Linked DNA regions of Homo sapiens: region 1 is linked to region 2. Evidence: read pairs that join two places in POLR2A ChIA-PET (ENCODE). Cell type or tissue: PC-9. All regions are shown on one strand. Links, peaks and the distances in the headings refer to the core of each region. The heading gives the core; the rest is flanking DNA.

Evidence for each region. Peaks named below come from ENCODE experiments on the same cell type or tissue, not always from the same donor. Only the 100,000 strongest peaks of a DNase experiment are listed, where the experiment ranks them.
Region 1: POLR2A ChIA-PET joins it to region 2 with 7 read pairs; 2 of 35 experiments call an interaction of 5 or more read pairs at or near these places.

What each region holds. Positions count from the first base shown.
Region 1 is chr22:41,260,745-41,271,997 of GRCh38, forward strand. It overlaps RANGAP1 (Ran GTPase activating protein 1), which reads right to left. Exons shown (of 16, transcript NM_002883.4): 4 at 7,353-7,412; 5 at 3,920-4,099; 6 at 702-836. Among named protein-coding and RNA genes, the nearest start is that of MIR6889, 13 kb to the left of the region's middle. RefSeq lists enhancers at 3,376-4,251, 11,243-11,253. In PC-9, for the core only: no CTCF peak of the experiment used is centred there; no DNase peak of the experiment used is centred there; H3K27ac peaks cover 269 bases.
Region 2 is chr22:40,760,746-40,771,998 of GRCh38, forward strand. It overlaps SLC25A17 (solute carrier family 25 member 17), which reads right to left. Exons shown (of 9, transcript NM_006358.4): 9 at 8,885-10,236. The coding sequence ends at 10,089. Among named protein-coding and RNA genes, the nearest start is that of MIR4766, 48 kb to the right of the region's middle. RefSeq lists a silencer at 4,253-4,352. In PC-9, for the core only: no CTCF peak of the experiment used is centred there; a DNase peak (open chromatin) is centred at 6,436.

The sequences.
Region 1 (11,253 bases), core at 3,837-7,836, 500 kb after region 2:
GCTGAGGCAGAACTGCTTGAACCTGGGAGGCGGAGACTGCAGTGAGCCAAGATCACGCACTGCACTCCAGCATGGGTGACAGAATGAGACTCTGCCTCAAAAAAAACAGGAAAGAGAGGAGGGAGACAGACCCCAAAGTTTTCAGTCCTGTTAGGGGCAAGTGTAGCCTTCTGCTGGCACTCACGATCGGGGACTCAGCAATGTCCTGCGGGGATGGGGAGAGGAGAGTGGAAGAGGAGTGGGGATAAGGTCACCTGAGAGCACGTCATTTGGCACCTGAGCCCTGCGGCTGCCCCTGCCTATCTCCCTGTCTTGGAGGTCTGGTATGTTCCTTCTCTGTGCCCCACACCAGTGGCTGGGCCAGGCTACTGTCAGCACTCGCACCATCTCACTTCACCACTTCTGAGCCTGGCAGATGACACTCCTTGGTCAGAGTGGCCTGCCTGGCCTGAAGCCCCATAGGGGCTGGCTCACCAGTGGGAGCCAGTCACACACCTTTCCGGAAAGTCACACACCTTTCCAGAAATGCACGACAGGAATTCTGGCTCATTTTCGGATGGGTTAACAGGCTTGGAGAGGGCACGTGACGCCCCAGGTCTCTTGGTTGAGTGCCAGCCCTGGGATTAGCATCCAGAACTGTCAGCCTACTATGCCGAGTGCACCTCAAGGCTGCAGGGGCAGGATGGACAGAAACCACTCACCCTAAAAGCTTCTGCCAAGGCAGTGGCGCCATCATTCTCCAGACGGTTTCTGCCAGCCACAAAGACCTTCAGGGCCAGAGGCTTGCCTTGGGCACTGGATTTCCGGTGACATTCGGTCAGAGCTGCAGCCAGGATCTGTGGGGAAAGGCAAGGGGCCCTGGTCATGGGCAGGAGCCCCTTCTCCCAGCGGGGTGGCCACTGCTGCTGAACTGCTCTTCAACATCCCACGCCACCCATCGGTGCAGGTCAGGGGACGCAGGACTGCTAACAGCTCAACAGTCACACCTTAAATATGTCCAGCACTTCAGTTACACAAGGTTTTTATCTCTAATGCTGTGTCACACCAGCCTGAGAGGTTTAGCTTCACTTTCGAGACGGGGAGACCAAGCCCTACTCAGGAAAGGGAGAGACCACATGGAGTGGATGAACTTTTAGCCAGGTCCAGGGGAAGGACTTCCTAGTCAGCTCACTTCACTGTCTAAGGCCCTCTGCTAGGTGGGAAAATCATGGCTCCCATTTTCCAGCTGAAGAAACTCAGGGTAAGAGGAACGGAAACTTTCTTATGGTCAATAAACAAGTGGTGGACTCTGGACCAAAGCCCAAATCTTCCAGCTTCTCTTCCACGTTCCACAATGTCCAAGGGAGCCAGCTGCCAAGTCCACGGTCCAGACGAACCTGTCTGACACCTGCCTGTGCCTAAAAGCTGGCCAGGCACAGCAGGAGCTTGCCTGCTGGTGGTAAAAACCTAACACCCAGCTTGCCCTGTCCCTGGTGTGGTGCCAGGAAGTAGCTTCTACCCTGGTTACACCATTAGGAAAAGCACTGAAAAACGGAGACTGACCGATGGGAATCAGAGCCCATGGTAAATGCGACATAAAAGAATCACGAGCGAGTGCACCGAGAGAAGTGATATTTGCAGAACACCTGATGTTTGCAGAGCACCTGCTAGGGCCTGGGCATCCTTGGCATATTTTCTTGTTTCAACCTCAACACCAGCCTGGGAGGCAGGCAGGATTGGCCGTACTTTACAGATGAGGAAGCTGAGGCTCTGAGAGATGAGTGAATTGGCCAAGGTCACCCGGTAAGTATTTAGCAAAGCCGCACATGGCGGGTGGGTTGGCCTAACTCCTGGCATGAGACTGCACACAGCCATCCTTGAGGAACAGAAGAGCCAGCACCTGCCTGACTCCACGGTGGTGATGGTGGATCACGCACACACGATCACGCACACACTCAGGGTAGAGACATCAAACTTCTGCCAAAGACCAGCCTCTGAGGAAGCTACTCAGCAGCAGCAGCCGACTGCTAGGTCACCCCCATTCTCCCAGATTCCCTGGAGGCCACGTGGTGATGGCCTTAGCTCCTGCAGGAGTCCAACTTGGGTATGGAGAGTTCTCAAGCACAGGGCCATGCCTCTTGCCCCACCAACTCCTCTGGGCCCTTCTATTCTCATGGTGCATGGCACAGAAACCACACTAAACACACTGCCCAGAAGAAAAAGATTCCAAAGGACCTGCAGGCCTTGGTTAGACACCCAGACCATGGCGTCTGAGCTCCCAAGAGGCATAGGTCAGCAAGGCCGAGACCCAGAGACCTAATCAAATCAGTGGTCAGGGAGGCACAGAGAACCATCAATCAAACTCCAGGGTAGGCCTGTCTGCCCAGGAGGCCCTCTGGTCCTGGGTCCAAAACTCATTCCCCAACTCACCCCATTACAAGTATAGGACAGGCCAGACAACTCCTGGCCAGTAGGAAAGCTCCCTGAGCCTCAGTTTCCAGGCACTGCTGGGCAGGAGAAGGGAAGTAATGGAAGGAAAACCGAAGCATTTTGCTAGAATAGAGTCTCTGGCTCTCCCAGCGTATGCCACTCACTCTAGGTTGGGCCACGCCTGCTTTCTGTGCTGACGCAAACGTTTTTATATGTTTCTGTTTGTTTGTTTGTTTGTTTGTTTTTTTGAGACGGAGTTTTGCTCTTGTTGCCCAGGCTGGAGTGCAGTGGCGCCATCTCGGCTCACTGCAACCTCCACCTCCCGGGTTCGAGCAATTCTCCTGCCTCAGCCTCCCGAATAGCTGGGACTACAGGCACCTGCCACCACACCCAGCTAATTTTTGTATTTTTAGTAGAGATGGGGTTTCACCATGTTGGCCAGGCTGGTCTCGAACGCCTGACCTCAGGTGATCTGCCCGACTCGGCCTCCCAAAGTGCTGGGATTACAGGCATGAGCCACTGCACCACCGTGCCCGGCCCATTTTTACATCTTAACACAGGGATAGCTTATTGCCCAAGTGGACTTGGGGGAGGGCTGGCTAAGGCAGGCACAGAGCCTGCCCCTGCTCACCCTCACGTCAGGCCGAGGGACACAGGCACCCTCTGCAGGGGAGGCCACTCCAGCTCCTCAGCCTGGGGCTCCATGGGCCTCACAGCACTAGCTATGTGATCCACTCCACCCCATCTCTCTAAGCCTATGCTGAGTCATGTGGAAAAACTGGGATGGCATCAGCCACCTTTCAGTGTGGGTGGGAAAAGTTAAGGTATTGCATATTCAAATAAGATATCCCCAACTGCTGTTACTTCTGTGTCCCCAGCCCTTTTCTCCCTTTGGTTAGAAAGTGTGTGTAGGGGTTGCAGCCTGGCACTCAGTGTCCTCCAACCCTGGGTCTAAAGGCACTGGGATGGAGTTGGAAGAGAATAATACGGCAGGCCGCCCTTGATGCAGGTTCTGGGAAGCAAAGAAGCTCCACTCTACACTGACCAGCCCAACGTGAAGCTCTACACTGACCTTGCCTGAGGACACCTCCCTGGGCAAGGCCCTGTCTAGGAATAAAGGTGAGCTGTGACGGTGCCCCCCCTGAGCATATGCTCCTCTTTTCAGACTCCCTCTGCCTATGTGCCAGGCTCTACCAGCTGCTCTGCGGGTACAGTGAGTATAGGGATGCCCCAAGCCCTGAGTTTTGCAGAGCCAGCAGGCTGGAGCAGGTATGCAGTGGCACTCCCTCTGCGTTGCCAAGCCAACCCAAGAACTGGGGATGGTTGCTTGGCAACCCCACCCTCATGGACGCCTCTACCCTCCGGCCACAGGCTGTTGCCTTTGAGGCCTTTCTCTTTTGAAAACAACGGCTGACCATCCCAGATGGTGGTGGCCAAGGGCCAGGGCACATATGTCAGACGGATGTGGATGGACCAGGGGACTCTGCGGGGAGGGGGCTGCCACACCCACCTTGCCGCCGCCAATGCCCATGCCACAGTTGTTGAGCTTGAGTTCCTGCAGGGTGAAGCAGGCTGAGCTCTTGAGCAGGGCCTCGAAGCCTTGCACACCGTCGGGCCCGAATGCGTTGTCGCTTAAGTCCAGCTCCACCAGCTGAGCCCCAGCTGTGATGAGTCCTTCCCCTAGTGAGATCTGGGCACAGAGGAAGCTCGTGTCAGTTTCATAGACACCCAGCTTCTGTGCTGGGTGCTGCTTCTGTGCCAGGCCCAGCTCTGCCTTCCAAGGACACCCCGGCTGGTGCAGAACCAACACAGACACAAACCATTTCAGTATTCTTAAGACTGGAAACCCTGCAAAGGGCTCCTAACAGCTGGAGAGTGGGGGATGCGTATGCCTGGAGTGGCCCGGGAAGGCTCCTTGTAAGAGGTGGCATTTGGACTTAGTCTGGATGAGAATCAGCTAGTCAACATGAAAAGACTCCAGGCAGCTGAAAAAACAGGAGCAGAGAGACATAAGCATGAAGCAGCAGGCTGTGAGCCTGGAGGAAAGCTGTGGGTAGGCTCCAGAAGAAGCCGTGGCATGGGCTTTGGGTGGAAGGGAAGTGAGGGGTCAGATCAGGCAAGAGCCTTGAATGCCAGGCCAAGGACTGTGAGCCTCAGCCTGAGAGCAGTGGGCTTTGAGGTGGCTGAGGGATATGGAATTAATATCCCCAGACCTGAGGTGAGCAGATGCACAGAAAGGGGGGCTGGAGTGCCCACCCAGGAGTGTGAGGCAGCGACACTGGCAACAGAGGGGACCTGCCAGCCGGTGTGACAAGTGTGGGAGAGGAGCTGCCTGTTCATGGAGCAGGGGACATGCAGAAGCTGTTGGTTCCCTGTTCGTGCAGGAGGAGGGAGGGAGGAACCACAAATGCCTCCAGGGTTTCTGGTGGTGACTGGCAGATGGAGGTGGCCATCTCTAAGCCACGGCCAGGATCAGCTTTGACAGGGTGATTTGAAGCTCTCCTGGAAACCTCCTGGGCTGGGGAGAGCTACATTCCCTCACCCCACCAGGAGAAATGGTCAGAGAGGAGGCTCTGCCAGAGACTGGGTCAGAAATGGGGCTGAGCAGGTGGTCCATGGGGGCAGGAATGTGGAAGGGAGACTTTCTGCCCTCACCCTGGCCACAGATATGGCAGATGAGGCAGTTTCTACCATCCTCCCACCACTCAGTAAGCAAAAGGCAATGTGTCCTCTCGTTGCCCTACCCACAGAAAGCCTAGCCCCTGGTGGCTGGGTGCGGTGGCTCACGCCTGTAATCCCAGCACTTTGGGAGGCCAAGGTGGGCGGATCACGAGGTCGGGAGATCGAGACCATCCTGGCTAACACAGTGAAACCCCATCTCTACTAAAAATACAAAAAATTAGCCGGGCATGGTGGCGGGCGCCTGTAGTCCCAGCTACTTGGGAGGCTGAGGCAGGAGAATGGCATGAACCCGGGAGGCGGAGCTTGCAGTGAGCCGAGATCGTGCCACTGCACTCCAGCCTGGGAAACAGAGTGAGACTCCGCCTCAAAAAAAAAAAAAAAGCCTAGCCCCTGGCGATCTGGCCTCAACTGACCTCTAGCTGCTCAAACACCCTGTGCCTACTCCACCACATGCCATCTTCTAACCCCAAATTCTCTTATCCCCCTCTTAAGATTTATTCTCACGATTGGGAACATAGAGATAAGAATACTTTCTCTTCCCCATTCCTACAGAGTCAAGTAAAAGAAAACAAAAACCAAAAGAATACCTTCTGAAAGCTCAGGGAAATGAAATGCTAAAATTTAGGCAAAACTTGCACAGTGAGAATTCCACAGTGAGTATGCAAAAGAGAGTTCTCTTCACCATCTTTTCTGACTTGAAATTCTTTTTTTTTGAGATGGAGTCTCGCTTTCTCTCACCCAAGGTTGCAATGCAATGGCACAATCTCAGCTCACTGCAACCTTCACCTCCCAGGTTCAAGTGATTCTTCCGCCTCAGCATCCTGAGTAGCTGGGATTACAAGGCCCCTGCCATCACGCCCAGCTAATTTTTGTACTTTTGTAGACACAGGGTTTCAGCATGTTGGCCAGGCTGGTCTCCAACTCCTGACCTCAGGTGATCCACGTGCACCGCCCCCCACCTTGGCCTCCCAAAATGCTGGGATTACAGGCGTGAGCCACTGCGCCTGGCCTAACTTGAAATTCTTTAACATGCAATCACTGAAATGAATTTCCTTTTTTTTTTGAGACGGAGTCTTGCTTTGTCACCCAGGTTGGAGTGCAGTGGCATGATCTTGGCTCACTGCAACCTCCACCTCCTGGGTTCACGCAATTCTCCTGCCTCAGCCTCCCAAGTAGCTGGGACTACAGGCAGGTGCCACCATGCCAGCTAATTTTTGTATTTTTAGTAAGACGGGGTTTTGCCATGTTGGCCAGGCTGGACTTGAACTCCTGACCTCAAGCGATCTGCCCGCCTCGGCCTCCCAAAGTGCTGGGATTATAGGCGTGAGCCACCACGCCTGGCCAGAAATGAATTTTCTTAACCTACATTCCAAATCCTAGCCTCACAAGCCAGGTGCAGTGGCACGCACCTGTAATCCCAGCTACTTGGGAGGCTGATGCGGGAGGACTGTTTGAGCCCAGGAGTTCAAGACCAGCCTGGGCAACAGAGCAAGACCCTGTCTTTAAAAAAAAATAAAAGGAGGTTGGGCGCAACCAGGGTGAGGGGCTCAGTAACATCAATGTGCACACTCATCACTGACCAGAAACCTGCACCCTCAGGGCCTGCCGTGTGCAGCCCCGTGCCAGGAGGACACACTGAGAGGCTGCCGACCACCAGCCCTGCCCTCTTCCCTTGGCCAGGCATGCCTTTCTGTGTTCTGTGTTGCCTCTTTCTATTTCCTTCCACACATATGCACTCAGAGACTGGGAACTCGACCCAAGCCAGTCTGAGCCCTGGGAATGAAGAAATGGGAAGCCACCCATGACGGGCACAAACCAAAGCAGACAGTGGTACGGAGAAAGGGAGGAGCCAGAGAAAGATGGGGACGGCTACATGGGCTGTGTGCAGAGAAGTCATGAAGGAGCAGGACTGCGAGGTGCAGGAAGGGGTTGCCAGGAAAGGCGGGGCAATCATATTGGGGTGAAATCCACAGTCAACCAAGCCAAGCAGCTCAGGAGGACCCAGGAGTGCATGGTCTCAGCTCTCCCACCTCCCTGAAGTCCCCACCCTTAGGGTTCCTCCCCTGTCAGTCTCTGTGCTCCCACCCTCCCCTCCTGTCAGGACACAGGGCACGTGCTGGACTTGCCGGGCTTCCATTCCAGCAGCTCAGTCACCCACAGGGCTAATCTTAGGCTCCAGAAAGAATAAAGCATGAGAAAAGCCCTGGGAATTGCCAAAGAGGGCCTTGCGCGTGGAGGGGAAGAGCGGCTAGTTCGCTTACCAGGGCTGGTGGGATCTCGGTCCGCAGCCTTCCCGTGAACATGTCACTCCAGTGGCAGCGCTGCAACGGAAAGAAGAGAAGAGTTAGCGGGAGAGAGACCCCTGGAGGCCCATAGTGAAGCCTCATCCTGGTGGATTTGAACTACCAGAGCATCACAAGACTTTTTTCTTTTTTTTGAGACGGAGTTTCGCTCTTGTTGCCCAGGCTGGAGTGCAGTGGCGCGATCTCAGCTGATCACAATCTCCACCTCCCGGGTTCAAGCAATTCTCCTGCCTAAGCCTCCGGAGTAGCTGGGATTACAGACGTCCACCACTATGCCTGGCAAATTTTGTATTTTTAGTAGAGACAGGGTTTCTCCATTTTGGTCAGGCTGGACTTGAACTCCCGACCTCAGGTGATCTGCCCACCTTGGTCTCCCAAAGTGCTGGGATTACAGGCATGAGCCACCGCACCTGGCCCCCAAGACTTAACTTGAGCTTTGTTTGTAAAAAGCTGGACCCATTCTGGCTGTAGTTGGTGGGACCTGGAGGCCAGTCCTCAAATCAAGAGGCCTCCAAGAGTTATTGGGGGCTCACAAGTGTCAGGAAAATCCCTGACTTGTACAACCCTCTAGGTGGACGTGTGACGTGGTTATGGATGACAGAGAAACATGAACATAAACAACACAGAATTCTACGTTGAGGGCCAGTGGCTCACGCCTGTAATCCCAGCACTTTGGGAGGCCGAGGCGGGCAGATCACTTGAGGTCAGGAGTTCCAGACCAGTCTGGCCAACATGGTAAAACCCCTTCTCTACAAAAAATACAAAAATTAGCATAGTGACGGGGACTTTTTAACAAAGGGAGAGCAAGCCTCAGGCTCAGAGCCATTAAACAGCAACAGCATCAAATAATAATTCAGTAACACTATTTTATTTCCTTTATTGTAAGGAATGTCAGCTTTCCATTCATAGAAGTGCTTTGAAATTACATGAAAGTTTGCTGTTTTCTTCGTTTTTTTTAAGAGATAGGTTCTCACTCTGTCGCCTAGGCTGGAGTGCAGTGGCAGAATCATAGCTCACTGTAACCTTGACCTCCTGGCCTCAAGTGATCCTCCCACCTTAGCCTCCACAGTACCTGCTATTACAGGCATGTGACACCACTCCTGGTATGATTCAAAGAAAGTATTAGGCAATTCATAAAGATAGTAGATTGGTAGTTACCAGAGGCCTGGAAGGTTAGAGGGAGGGGAGGCTGAAGAAAGGTTAATTAATGGAGACAAGTATAAAGTTGGAAGAAATAAGACCTAGTGTTCAATAGGTCAACAGGGTAACTATTGTTTACATTAATCTATTATATATTTCAAAATACCTAGAAGATGCCGGGCATGGTGGCTCACACCTGTAATCCCAGCACCTTGGGAGGCGGAGACAGGCAGATCACCTGAGGTCAGGAGTTTGAGAGTAGCCTGGCCAACATGTCAAAACCCCATCTCTACTAAAAGTATAAAAATTAGCCGGGCATGGTGGTGCACGCCTGTAGTCCCAGCCACTCTAGAGGCCACTCATTTCAGCAAGAGAATCGCTGAAAACCGGGAGGCAGAGGTTGTGCTGAGCTGAAATTGCGCCACTACACAGCAGCCTGGGCGACACAGAAAGACTCTCTCAAAAAAAAAAAAAAAAAGCTGGAAGAGAAAAATTTGAATGTTCCTAGCATAAAGATAAATATTTAAGGTGATGGATACCTCAATTACCCTTATTTAATTTATTTATTTTTGAGACAGAGTCTCACCCTGTCGCACCCAGGCTGGAGTGCAGTGGAGCAATCTCGGCTCACTGCAATCTCCGCCTCCCAGGTTCAAGTGAGTCTCCTGCCTCAGTCTCCCAAGTAGCTGGGATTACAGGTGCCCGCTACCACGCCCAGCTAATTTTTTGTATTTTTAGTGGAGATGGGGTTTCGCCATATTGGCCAAGCTGGTCTTGAACTCTCGACCTCAGGTGATCCACCCACCTCAGCCTCCAAAAGTGCTGGGATTACAGGCGTGAGCCACCGTGCCCGGCCTATTTTATCTATTTATTTATTTTTTAAGACGGAGTTTCACTCATCGCCCAGGCTAGAGTGCAATGGCCTGATGTGGGCTCCCTGCAACCTCCACCTCCCAAGTTCAAGTGATTCTCCTGTCTCAGTCTCCAGAGTAGATGGGATTACAGGCACCCGCCACCGCGCCCAGCTAATTTTTATATATTTTTTAAGTAGAGATGGGGTTTCACCATGTTGGCCAGGCTGGTCTTGAACTCCTGACCTCAGGTGATCCACCTGCCTCAGCCTCCCAAAGTGCTGGGATTATAGGCATGAGAGCCACCATGCCCAGCCCTCCCTTATTTTTTATTTTGAGACAGGGTCTCACTCTGTCGCCCAGGCCGGGGCGTAGCCATGCAAACACGGCTCACTGCAGCCTCGACCTCCCAGGCTCAAGCCATCCTCCCACCTCAACCTCCCAAGTAGCTGGGACTACATGTGTGTACCAACACACCCAGCTAATTTTTGTATCTTTTGTAGAGTTGGGAATCTCCCTATGTTGTCCAGGCTTGTCTCAAACTCCTGGGATCACGTGATCTGCTCCCACCGTACATACTAAGGAAGCTGGTTTTTGCAGAAAAATCCGCATATCCACCAATAAAGCAGACCATGAACACACCTGGGGCCTCAGCTGTCTGCTCTACACCAGATCTGCTTAGTAGTTCCACCTGCACGTGGGTCCACAGGGCCAGGAACAGGCAGCCGGAGCCGGAGCGCCACAGTCCCTCACAACAGATACCGGCAGGTCATTCGGAACAAAGCTCCCCAAACCTAACTCTAATGAGCTGAACAGTCAGCATAGGACTCTAGGGCACACCGCCTGGCTTCCAATCCTGATTTAGCTGACTCCAGCCATCACTCCCCCTCTCCAGCCTCTGGTATCCTATCTCTGAAATGAGGTTTTAGGTCCTAATGATCTCCCACGAGAACAGCAAAGCAGTTAAGAGCTTGCTTGGGTTGGGCACATTGGCTCACGCCGATAATTCCAGCACTTTGGAAGGCCAAAGTGGGAAGACTGCTTGAGCCTAGGAGATCAAGATCAGACTGGGCAACAAAGCAAGACCCCATCATTAAAAAAAAAAAAAAAATTAGCTGGGCATTGTGGCACACACATGGTCCCAGCTACCTGGGGGGCTGAGATGGAAGGATCACTTGAGCCTGGGAGTGCAAGGCTGCAGCAAGCTATGATCATGCCACTGCACTACAGCCTGGGCAATGGCGTGAAACTGTCTCTAAAAAAAAACAAAAAAAAAAAACAAAAACGCCGGGTGCAGAGGCTCACGCCTGTAATCCCAGCACTTTGGGAGGCCGAGGCGGGCGGATCACAAGGTCAGGAGATTGAGACCATCCTGGCTAACATGGTGAAACCCGTCTCTACTAAAAATACAAAAAATTAGCCGGCATGGTGGCAGGCACCCGTAGTCCCAGCCACTTGGGAGGCTGAGGCAGGAGAATGGCATGAACCCGGGAGGCGGAGCTTGCAGTGAGCTGAGATCACGCCACTGCACTCCAGCCTGGGGACAGAGCGAGACTCCGTCTCAAAAAAAAAAAAAAAAGAGCTTGGGCTGACACCTGGACTCCACCTCAGCCTACTCCTAGTTGTGTGACTCTGGGCTACACTTCTCTCGCCCGTCAAGACCTCACTCCTCACTTGCACACTGCTGCAGCAGCAGAGAGAACCCCTCTGGCATCAGCACTACGCCCGGAACACTGGGCCATCAAGGGCAGATCCCACCCTGCCCCTGCCCTGGGCTGCTTCCTGCACAGAGGAGGGCCTAGGAGGTGGTGTGCAGTGATTCACTCGAGCCACTGCATCTGTAGCAGGCGGGAAGGTGCATGCAGCAC
Region 2 (11,253 bases), core at 4,827-8,826:
GTGAGCTATGACCATGCCACTGTACTCAGCCCGGGGAAATAAAGCAAGACGCAGTCTCCTAAAAACAAAAAAAAAAAAGAGATTTGGCCGGTCGCGGTGGCTTACACCTGTAATCCCGGCACTTTGGGAGGCCGAGGCGGGCGGATCACGAAGTCAGGAGATTGAGACCATCCTGGCTAACACGGTGAAATCCCCTCTCTACTAAAAATACACAAAATTAGCCAGGCGTGGTGGCGGGTGCCTGTAGTCCCAGCTACTCGGGAGGCTGAGGCAGGATAATGGCGTGAACCCAGGAGGCGGAGCTTGCAGTGAGCCGAGATAGCGCCACTGCACTCCAGCCTGGGCAACAAAGCGAGACTCCGTCTCAAAAAAATAATAATAAAAAAATTAAAATATAAATATGTTATATATATTTACTATATATAACATATGTAAATATATTTAACATGTATAACATATATTAAATATATATAAAATATATATCTAAAAACAGTGAAGACTTAAGGTGAAGGATAATTTATATATTATCCTTATATATGTATTTAATACATTTATATATAAATGTGTGTATATAATTTATATATACATATTATATATATATTATATATATATATATATATATTTTTTTTTTTTGAGGCAGTATCTTGCTTTGTCACCCAGGCTGGAGGGTGGTGACATGATCATGGCTCACTGCAGCTTCCACCTCCTGGCTCCTGGGCTCAAGCAATCCTTCCATCTCAGCCTTCCGAGTAGCTGGAATTGCAGGTGTGCACCGCCATGCCCAGATAATTTTTTCTAGAGATGAGGTCTTGCTATGTTGCCTAGGCTGGTCAAACTCCTGGGCTCAGGCGGTCCTTCTGCCTTGGCCTCCCAAAGTGCTGGGACTATAGGCATGAGCTACTGCACCCAATCTTTTATAATTTTTAATACACTAACAAATGCAAAATAAAGAACTCAAAAACTCAACTAGTTTCTTTTTTTTTTTTTTTTTGAGATAGAGTCTCACTGTCACCCAGGCTGGAGTGCAATGGCGTGATCTCGGCTCACTGCAACCTCCACCTCTTGGGTTCAAGCAGTATTCTCCCACCTCAGCTTTCCAAGTAGCAGGCAAAAACAACAAAAAACAGACAGGTTGGACTTCATGAAAATTTAAAAATGCGTACATCAAAAGACACTATCAACAGAGTAAAAAGGCAACCCACAGAATGGGAGAAAATATTTGCAAATCATACGTCTGATAAGAGATTAATATCTAGAATATATAGAGAATTCCTAAAACTCAACAACAAAAAAACACTTGATTCAAAAACAGGCAAATAACTTTTTTTTTTTAAATTCTGAGTTGGCTCACTAGGGAGTAGGCAAGTGACTTGGATAGACATTTCCCCAAAGAAGATATACAAATGGCCAATAAGCAAATGAAGAGATACTCATTATCACTAATCATTAGGGAAATGCAAATCAAAACGACAATGAGATACCACCGCACACCCCGTTACGATGGCTACTATCAAAAAAGCAGAAAATAATAAGCGTTGATGAGGATGTGGAGAAATTGGAACCCTTGTGCACTGTTGGTGGGAGCGTAAAATGGTGCAGCTGCCATGGAAGAGTACGGTGATTCCTCAAAAAATTAAAAATAGAGCTGGGCACAGTGGCTCATGCCTGTAATCCCAGCACTTTGGGAGGCTGAGGTGGGTGGATCACCTGAGGTCAGGAGTTTGAGACCAGCCTGGCCAACATGGTGAAACCTTGTCTCTACTAAAAATACAAAAATTAGCCAGGTGTGGTGGCGGGCACCTGTAATCCCAGCTACTTGGGAGGCTGAGGCAGGAGAATTGCTGGAACAAGGGAGGTGGAGGCTGCAGTGAGCTGAGATCGCGCCATTGCACTCCAGCCTGGGTGACAGAGCAAGACTCTGTCTCAGATAAAAAAAAAAATTAAAGATAGAATTACCATATGATCCAGCAAATTTACTTCTGGGTATGTATCCAAAAGAATTAAAAGCAAGGTTTCAAAGAGATATTTGTATACCCATGTGCACAGCAGCATTATTCACAATAGCTAAAATGTGGAAGCAACCCAAATGTCGATAGAGAAGCAAAATGTGATATATACATACAATGGAATATTATTCGACCTCAAAAAGGAAGGAAATTCTGACCTATGCTACAACATAGGTGAACCTCAAGAACATTATGCTGAGTGAAATAAGCCAGTCACAGTTAGACAATTACTGTGTGATTCCACTTAGATGAGGTACTTACGGTAGTCAAAATCATAGAGACAGAAACGAGAATGGTGGCTGCCAGAGGACAGGGGAAGGTGGGGAGTGGGGAATTAGTGTTTAATGGGTTTAGAGTTTCAGTTTTACAAGATGAAGCGTTCTAGGATGAATGGTGCTGTTGGTTGAACAATATTACAAATATATTAAATGCTTCTGAACTCTACACTTAAAAATGGTTAAGATGGGGCGGGGCGCGGTGGCTCACGCCCGTAATCCCATCACTTTGGGAGGCCGAGGTGGGCGGGTCACCTGAGGATGGGAGTTCAAGACCAGCCTGACCAACATGGAGAAACCTCGTCTCCACTAAAAATACAAAATTAGCCGGGTGTGGTGGCGCATGCTTGTAATCCCAGCTACTGGGGAGGCTGAGGTAGGAGAATCGCTTGAACCTAGGAGGCAGAGGTTGCGGTGAGCCGAGATCGTGCCATTGTACTCCAGCCTGGGCAACAAGAGTGAAACTCTGGCTCAAAAAAAAAAAAAAAAAAGATTAAGATGGTATGCCATGTGTATTTTACCACACACACACACATGAAAATTAGGAGGGGAAAAAAAAACCTCATCTAGTCTCTGTACTAGTTTCCAAGTAAACATCTCTGTATTAATCAAGATAAATCCAAGTCCAGACCTTGATAATAACAAGAATTCACAGTAAGCCTAAACTGTTCTTCCTGGTCAGTCTTCATAAAGGTAAAATGAAACAATTAATGCTATGTCTCATTATTATTATTATTTTTTTTTTTTTTTTGAGGCAGGGTCTCACTCTGTCGCCTAGCCCTATGTCTAATTTTTAAAGTACATTTAAAATTAGCCAGGCATGGTGGCTCATGTCTGTACTCCCAGCACTTTGGGAGGCCAAAGTGGGAGGATTGCTTCAGTCCAGGAGTTTGAGACCAGCCTGGGCAACATAGTAAGACCCTATCTCTACAAAAATAAATGAAATAAAATTAGATTTAATTTGTTTTTTTTTGAGACAGTCTCACTCTGTCACCCAGGCTGGAGTGCAGTGGCATGATCTCACTGCAGCCTCTGCCTCCTGGGTTCCAGTGATTCTCCTGCCTCAGCCTTCCGAGTAGCTGGGATTACAGGTGCCTGCCACCAAATCTGCCTAGTTTTTGTATTTTTAGTAGAAATGGGGTTTCTCCATGTTGGCCAGGCTGGTCTCAAACTCCTGGCCTAAAGTGATCCCCCAGCCTTGGCCTCCAAAATTGCTGGGATTACAGGCGTGAGCCACCATGCCGGTTTTTTTGTTTTTGTTTTCTTTTTTTTTGAGACAGGGTCTCGTTCTGTCGCCCAGGCTGGAGTGCGGTGGTGCGACCATGGCTCATTGCAACCTCTGCCTCCTGGGTTCAGATGTTCCTCCCACCTCAGCCTCGCAAGTAGCTGGGACTATAGGCGTGCACTACCATGGCTGGCTAATTTTTGTATTTTTTGTAGAGGCAGAGTTTTGCCATGTTGGCCAGGCTGGTCTCAAACTCCTGGGCTCACGTGATCCACCAGCCTTGGCATCCCAACGTGCTAGGGTTACAGGCATGAGCCATGACACCCGGCCTACATTTTAAATTCTTAGAGTACAAGCACCTTATCTTCTTTCCCAAGTCTACATGTAGACATAACTGCTAAGTAGAATGGGGGTCCTAATCACCCCTCCTCCCTTGTTGAAGGCCCTCTGTGACCTGATGCTGTTTCTTCTCCTCCGCTTCAATATTTGTTCAACCCAGAGGTCCAGGTTGGAAAGCTTCTGGATCTAATTCAAACCAATGCACAAATAATAAAGTATCATCCTCTTCCTACTTTGCATATGCTATTTATTTCCTGTCGAGGTCCTCCACCCACTGCTTGGTGTATTTCTAGTTCAAATGTCACCGCCTGGCCCCACAGTTCAATACAGAGTTAGGTCCCACTTCCTCATGCTCTCAAAGCAACTCCTGAACATTTACAGCACATTTCTCATCAGAACTCATCAGCGGTACAATTTTAAGTTGTTTTTGTCTGACTCCCACGCTGAACAATGACATACATGAGGGCAGAGACTATTATTCATCTGTATAATCCCAGCAATCTGCATAGTGTTTGGATATGGCAGATAATCAAAAATGATTTCTTAAATGAATATAACCTTATTCTTAGAATAGGAATTTGCAATTTAAGAAGGTCCTCCATATGACACCCACACAGGGAACCACCTGCTGGATTGGCCATCCAATTTGCCAATGGGTTCTATAGAAACCACAGCAAAACAAGAATGAGGTGCACGTGACACAATTACATCAATAGTGCCCTTAGGGTAGATCATTTTGGTGACTCCAATTAAAGAATAAATGAAGATAAATAAATAAATACATTTCTAATTAAAGAAATAAATGAAGGTTACTTTTTTTTTGCGGGGGATGGAGTCTTGCTGTCACCCATGCTGGAGTGCAGTGGCATGATCTCGGCTCACTGCAGCCTCTGCCTCCTTGGTTCAAGCTATCCTCCCGCCTCAGCCTCCCAAGTAGCTGGGATTACAGGCGCCTGCCACCACACCGCTAATTTTTCTATTTTTAGTAGAGACAGGGTTTCACCATGTTGGTTGGGCTGGTCTTGAACTCCTGACCTCAGGTGATCTACCCACCTTGGCCTTCCAAAGTGCTGGGATTACAGGCGTGAGCCACTGCACCCGGCCTAGATGGCTTACTTTTAAGGACATCTGAAGAATGTAGTATGGCAGGGTAAAAAGAGCCTCAACTAGGAATCCCTACCCCTATTCATGAGGTGTGTGACTATAGATAAATTACCCTTTAAGCTTCAACTACTTCACCTGTTAATGGGAATAAACCCCATACGCTGGAGTTGTTACAAGGATATCAAGATGTACATAGGCCGGGCGCGGTGGCTCAAGCCTGTAATCCCAGCACTTTGGGAGGCCGAGGCGGGCGAATCATGAAGTCAGGAGTTCGAGACCATGATGTTCGAGACCAGGAGTTCGAGACTGGCTAACATGGTGAAGCCCCATCTCTACTAAAAATAGAAATAAATTAGCCGGGCGTGGTGGTGGGCACCTGTAGTCCCAGCTACTCAGAAGGCTGAGGCAGGAGAATGGCTTGAACCCGGGAGGCGGAGCTTGCAGTGAGCCGAGATCGCACCACTGCACTCCAGCCTGTGTGACAGAGCGAGACTCTGTCTCAAAGAAAAAAACAAAAGATGTATGTAAATTAATTGTGACTAGCATTTAGTGGGCATTCAATTTCTTGTATAGAAGTTTCAGTACCCACTCTCATGCTCTGTAACTAGTTTCAAACAGAGTTCTCCTTCCTTTTCAATGTCATTACAGACTGAATCCATTTGCTGGGTCCCACAGTTCACTGTCCAGTATGTACTTGCCACACATTTTTTGAACATCTCTTTTGAGTGTTGTGGTAGGCACTGGTCTCTCCCTTTCCTTGACTCTCATACCAACTCCTAATTTCTTTTTCACTCTGTCTTTAAATAGTAGCTTTCCTTCTTCTCCACTTAGCCCCTAGAAAACTTTTTTTCTTGCTCATTAAGCCCACTGAATACACTTTTCAGGGGCAACAAGTATATCCCAGAAAGATCAGCACTAACCTTCAATTTATATAGTAATAAAAGCCCTCCCACTGCTCCTATGAAGGCAAAACAAAACAAAACAATCAGGGTCTCAATCAGCCACTTTTTTGTGGTGGGTGGGGGGTGCGGGGTATAGGTTCTTGCTCTGTCACCCAGGCTGGAGTGCTGTGGTGCGACCATGGTTCACTGCAACCTCCGCCTCCTGGGCTCAAGCGATCCTCTTACCTCAGCCTCCCAAGAAGCTAGGACAACAGGCATGAGCCGTGGTGCCCAGCTGATTTTTTTTTTTTTTTAAGTAATTGAGACGGGGTCTTACTATGTTGCCCAGGCTGGTCTCGAAGTCCTGGACTCAAGTGATCCTCCTGCCTTCGCCTCCCAAAGTGTTGGGATTACAGGCGTGAGCCCTGGTGCCTGGCCTCAATCAGCCACTTTTAGTGCTATTCTCATGAATATCCTACAAATGAGGCTTTGTGTATGTTGGGTATTCTGGTGACATTCCACACTGCCAGGCAAGTAATTAATTCACTTGCCCAGAGAAGGGCTCTCCTTAGGTGTGTGGCATTTGGCTCCTCAAGTCACCATTCTTTAGCTTTTCAAAAGAGCCAAGGTGAGTCACTAGCTCAATCAGTGATGTTGCCATTAAACCAGTTCATGTTTTACTGATTAACTGATAAGTGTTTGGGAAACTTGACTACTAAATAAAATATAAAATTACTGGATTTGGCTCCTTTTTTGAGAAGATACAACAAAGGAAGGCTCCCAAAAAAGAAACGTTCACAATTAAAACAAACGGGAAGATTGAGAGGTCATCATTTCTACTTGACAGATGAAGACCTGGAAGCTCAAAAAGGTCAAGTGATCTGTCTGTAGCCACAAATGCTAATAAAGTGACAGAATGAAAACTGGGACCAGGTCTGGCTCAAAATCCAGAGTGCCTTCCACTAAATCACAGATACATCTATTCAAATAGCCATATCCCTAACCAGTAACAATGATATCATAATAGTTGTTGCTAACATTTATCTAGCTCTTCTCATGTGGCAAGTACCGGGCTAAGCGACTTACGTGTATGATCTCATTTAATCCTCACAATCCCCCTATGAGGTAGGTTTATCAAGATCTCCGTTTCGCCAGGCGTGGTGGCTCACGCCTATAATCCCAGCACTTTGGGAGGCCAAGGTGGGCGGATCACCTGAGGTTGGGAGTTTGAGACCAGCTTGACCAACATAGGGAAACCCTGTCTCTACTAAAAATACAAAATTAGCTGGGCATGGTGGCGCATCCTGTAATCCCAGCTACTCGGGAGACTGAGGCAGGAGAATTGCTTGAACCCGGGAGGCGGAGGTTGCGGTGAGCCGAGATTGTGCCATTGCACTCTAGCCTGGGCAACAAGGGCGAAACTCCATCTCAAAAAAAAAAACCTCCATTTCATAATTGAGGAAATCAAGTTTCATAAAAGTTCAGTAATTGCTTTGTTACCACAGCTGGTAAGGAGTAGGGCAAGTTTGCACCTAGGTCTAATTCCAGAACCCATTCTCTTAATCATTACAGTAGATTGCAGGAAACTAAAACTCTAGTCCTGCTTCCAAAGCGGCAAGTCATTTGAGAGTTTTCTCTCAATTTCCTTGTCAATTAAATGGGGATATTGTTACTTGTCCTTACCTATTTCACAGAAATATTAGGATTATAAAATGAGAAAGTATATAAGCTTTCAAAAGGGAAATTGCTATATACATCTAGGTACTGTCTAAAGTTTCACTCAGATCTTCCCTATTCCACAGTCATAAAGGGATTTGGCTGACATCATTAGCTCTCAAACATCCTCTGAAGTGGGTAGTATTATCTCCACTTATCAAACAGCAAATTACAAAGAGATGGCGTAAAATGCTAGTCAGCAACAGAGCTGGGAATAAAACCCAAGATTTCTAACTCCCATTGAATATGTTCTTATGCTAGATCTATTTCTGCATTTCATACTTAACTGTACAACAGACAAGGGTAGAAATATTACAGTGCCCACTTCAAAACACATATTAAATACTTACAGAAATTACATTTTCTACTGCTGTGACACTAATACAATCCCTAAGGTTCTTAATCCTCATATTCTAGAGAAATTGCACAAAGTATCAAAAATAAAAAATTCCCATTTCCCTAGTACAGACTTCAGCTCTTTAGTTTCCTCAAACAACTTATTATTAACCAATGGTTATAAAACTAGGTGGGTTACTAACTAGTTTCAACTAGTGAGTTTGTAAATTTCCATAAGGAACATAACCCTCAATGTTAAATTGTTTCCTCATAAAATCAGAAAAAGAGAAGCATCAAATACATTCTCACATCATAAATACCTAATACAGCTATATAATTCGAACTGGAAATTATCCTAACAGACCAACTCACAATATTCTGAGCTCAAAATTCAAGTTCCAAAGGGAACGGCATAATTAAAACAATAATGAAAATACACATGACACCTTTATGATCATTTTTCTCCTATACAGAAATCAAAATAATTTTGTACTTCCCACTCAAGGTCTGCCACAGGCACACAAAAACCTTAAAGTAAAATTAAAAAATAGAAAAAACAATTCTGTCTTCAATTCTCTGACTTAAATAGGGGATGAATGTTCAGTCTTCTTCCCAGATTATTAGCTCCTGCTAATTTTTGTTTGCTAGAACAATGCAATGATCTTTAACAATCATATACTTTGAAATTACCACAGGGACTAAAGAGAGGAAATAAGAGAAGGAAATTTCCACTCTCAAAATTGAACTAAATCCTTAATAATGAAGTATTTCATTATTACTCTCTCTGACTAAATCATGGACTTACAAATGAAAAACCCGCCATTTTGTCATAGGGACAAAAAGGAAGTCATAGAAATCCAAAGAACCGCTCTGCTAATGTCAAGTGAATTTGCTTCCTGAGTGGGTCGAGATATCTAAATCCACTCCTGGCCGCATAATAAAAGCCTTACCACCTTAACAACGTGCTGTGAGGTGAAAGCAAAAGATGACATACGACTCCTAGATTTTTCAGAGGTTGTTTTAATACATTAATCTCTTTCCTTTGAGAAAAATCTTTATCTTGATGTCTATAATCGAAACCAATCACTTCTTCTCATGGGTCAGGGGTCCTATGGTCTCCTGAACTTTAATGTGGCTGTGAATCACCTGGGAATGTTAAAATACGGAACAGGATTCAGAAACTCTGGGTTGCGTGCCCAGCAAGCTCTCAGCTTGTGGCAGTACTACCGTCTGATGGACCACACTGAGCAACAGGACTCTAAGGAAGGTTTCCAAATGAAATAACCTCAACCAGATGTTTATTTTCAAAATATACGGCCTACACCAAGTTTATAAAGGGAGATAATATCCAGACCTCAACAAGATATCTGCTCCCCTTCTCATTTTTGTGATTTTTCCCATCTGGTTGCAAACTCAACGTAATACCTTAATAAAGAGCAATTTTCAAGAATATCTTTTTTGTGCTGACCATTTATTGGGACTTGACTGACCAGGGCTTGTAAGAATGGACACAAAACTTCAAGTCTTTCGTAATGAAAGGATTGATTCAAAATAAATATTCTAAAAATTATGTCAAACACTAATGAATAAGTGACATTTACAAATAGTTTATAAGAGAATCATTTGGGTGAACAATTTTCATTTCACAAAATAAATAGCTCATATCCAAAAAAGACACCTCTCCTTAAGCAGGGAAAAAAAAGCCCAACAAAAATAAAGTCATGCCCGTGGCACAGCCCTAATGTTAGTTTTAGGGAGGAAAACACCAACACTGAGACATACAAAAGTATTTGAGGAGAATTACATGTTATTAAATTTGTCCTAGAACCTGGGGGAGAGTTCAGGGAAAGAGAACAGCTGGTATATTTAAGAAAGATTTAAATAGAAAACATTACACATGAGAGCAAAATAGTCCATTTCTCTTAAGAAAACCAATAAACACTCACAAACTTTCATTTTTAGGTTTTCAGCAATGTTTTTTTCACATTAGTCCAACTGCCACCCCAAAATCCAACCAGCCAGCATGACAATTAAGGTGACAACAGGTCCAGTTGGCCATACTCCCTGTGCACCCTTGGATGCTTTTCAAGCCAATGAGGGTAACATTTGTGGTGGCAGGAGCCAGAGTCAAGGGAGAATCACTTCTCTTCACTCAGGAGGAAACCTCCCTCTTGAGCATCTTCGGAATTTTTCATGGGAAGGCGTCTCAGTGTTGGTGTGCACGCTTCAGCCCCATAACTGTGAAGGTGGCAGCTGTCAGTTTCTCATAAACAAGGAACATGAGAGCAGCAGTGAGGACTGTCTGCAGCAGTTTGGCTTCAAGGCCTTTGTAGAGTCCCATTATTCCAAAACGTCTAAAGGGAAAGAGGTTTGAAAAAACAGAAGTCAGCTCCTGCATCAGAGAACATGCTACCTAGATAGCTACTTTGATAAGAACAAGCAATAGAGGTTTTAGATTTCAACACAGACTTCTGTTGTCAAAGTACTTTCCTTTTTTTGAGACGGAGTCTCGCTCTGTCGCCCAGGCTGGAGTGCAGTGGCGCGATCTCGGCTCACTGCAAGCTCCGCCTCCCGAGTTCATGCCATTCTCCTGCCTCAGCCTCCCTAGCAGCTGGGACTAGAGGCACCCGCCACGACACCAGGCTAATTTTTTTTTGTATTTTTAGTGGAGATGGGGTTTCACCATGTTAGCCAGGATGGTCTCGATCCCCTGACCTCGTGATCTGCCCGCCTCAGCCTCCCAAAGTGCTGGGATTACAGGTGTGAGCCACCGTGCCAGGCCCTAGTTTTTGGTTCTTACAAATAATGTCTTAAATTTGGAAGCAAGCTACATGTCCATCAACAGATAAATGGATAAAGAAAATGTGGTACTTATACAAAATGCAGTACTATTCAGCCATCAAAAAGAATGAGAGTTTGTTGTTTGTAACAACATGGATGGAACTGGAGGTCATTCTGCTAAGTGAAACAAACCAGGCACAGAAAGACAAATATCGCATGTTCTCACTTATTTGAGGGACCTAAAAATCAAAACAATTGAACTCATGGAGATAAAGGTAGAAGGATGGTTACCAGAGACTACTGGGAAGAGTAGTGGCGGGGGGAAGGTGGGGATGGTTAATAGGTACAAAAATAGATAGTTTGAATAAGACCTAGTATTTGCTAGCACAACAGGTGACTATAGTCAATAATAATTTAATTGTACATTTAAAAATAACTAAAAGAGTATAATAGGACTGTTTGTAACAAAAAGAATAAATGTTTGAGAGGATAGATACCCCATTTTCCATGATGTGATTATTATGCTTTGCATGCCTGTATCAAAACATCTCACATACCTCAAAAATATATACCTACTATGTACCCACAAA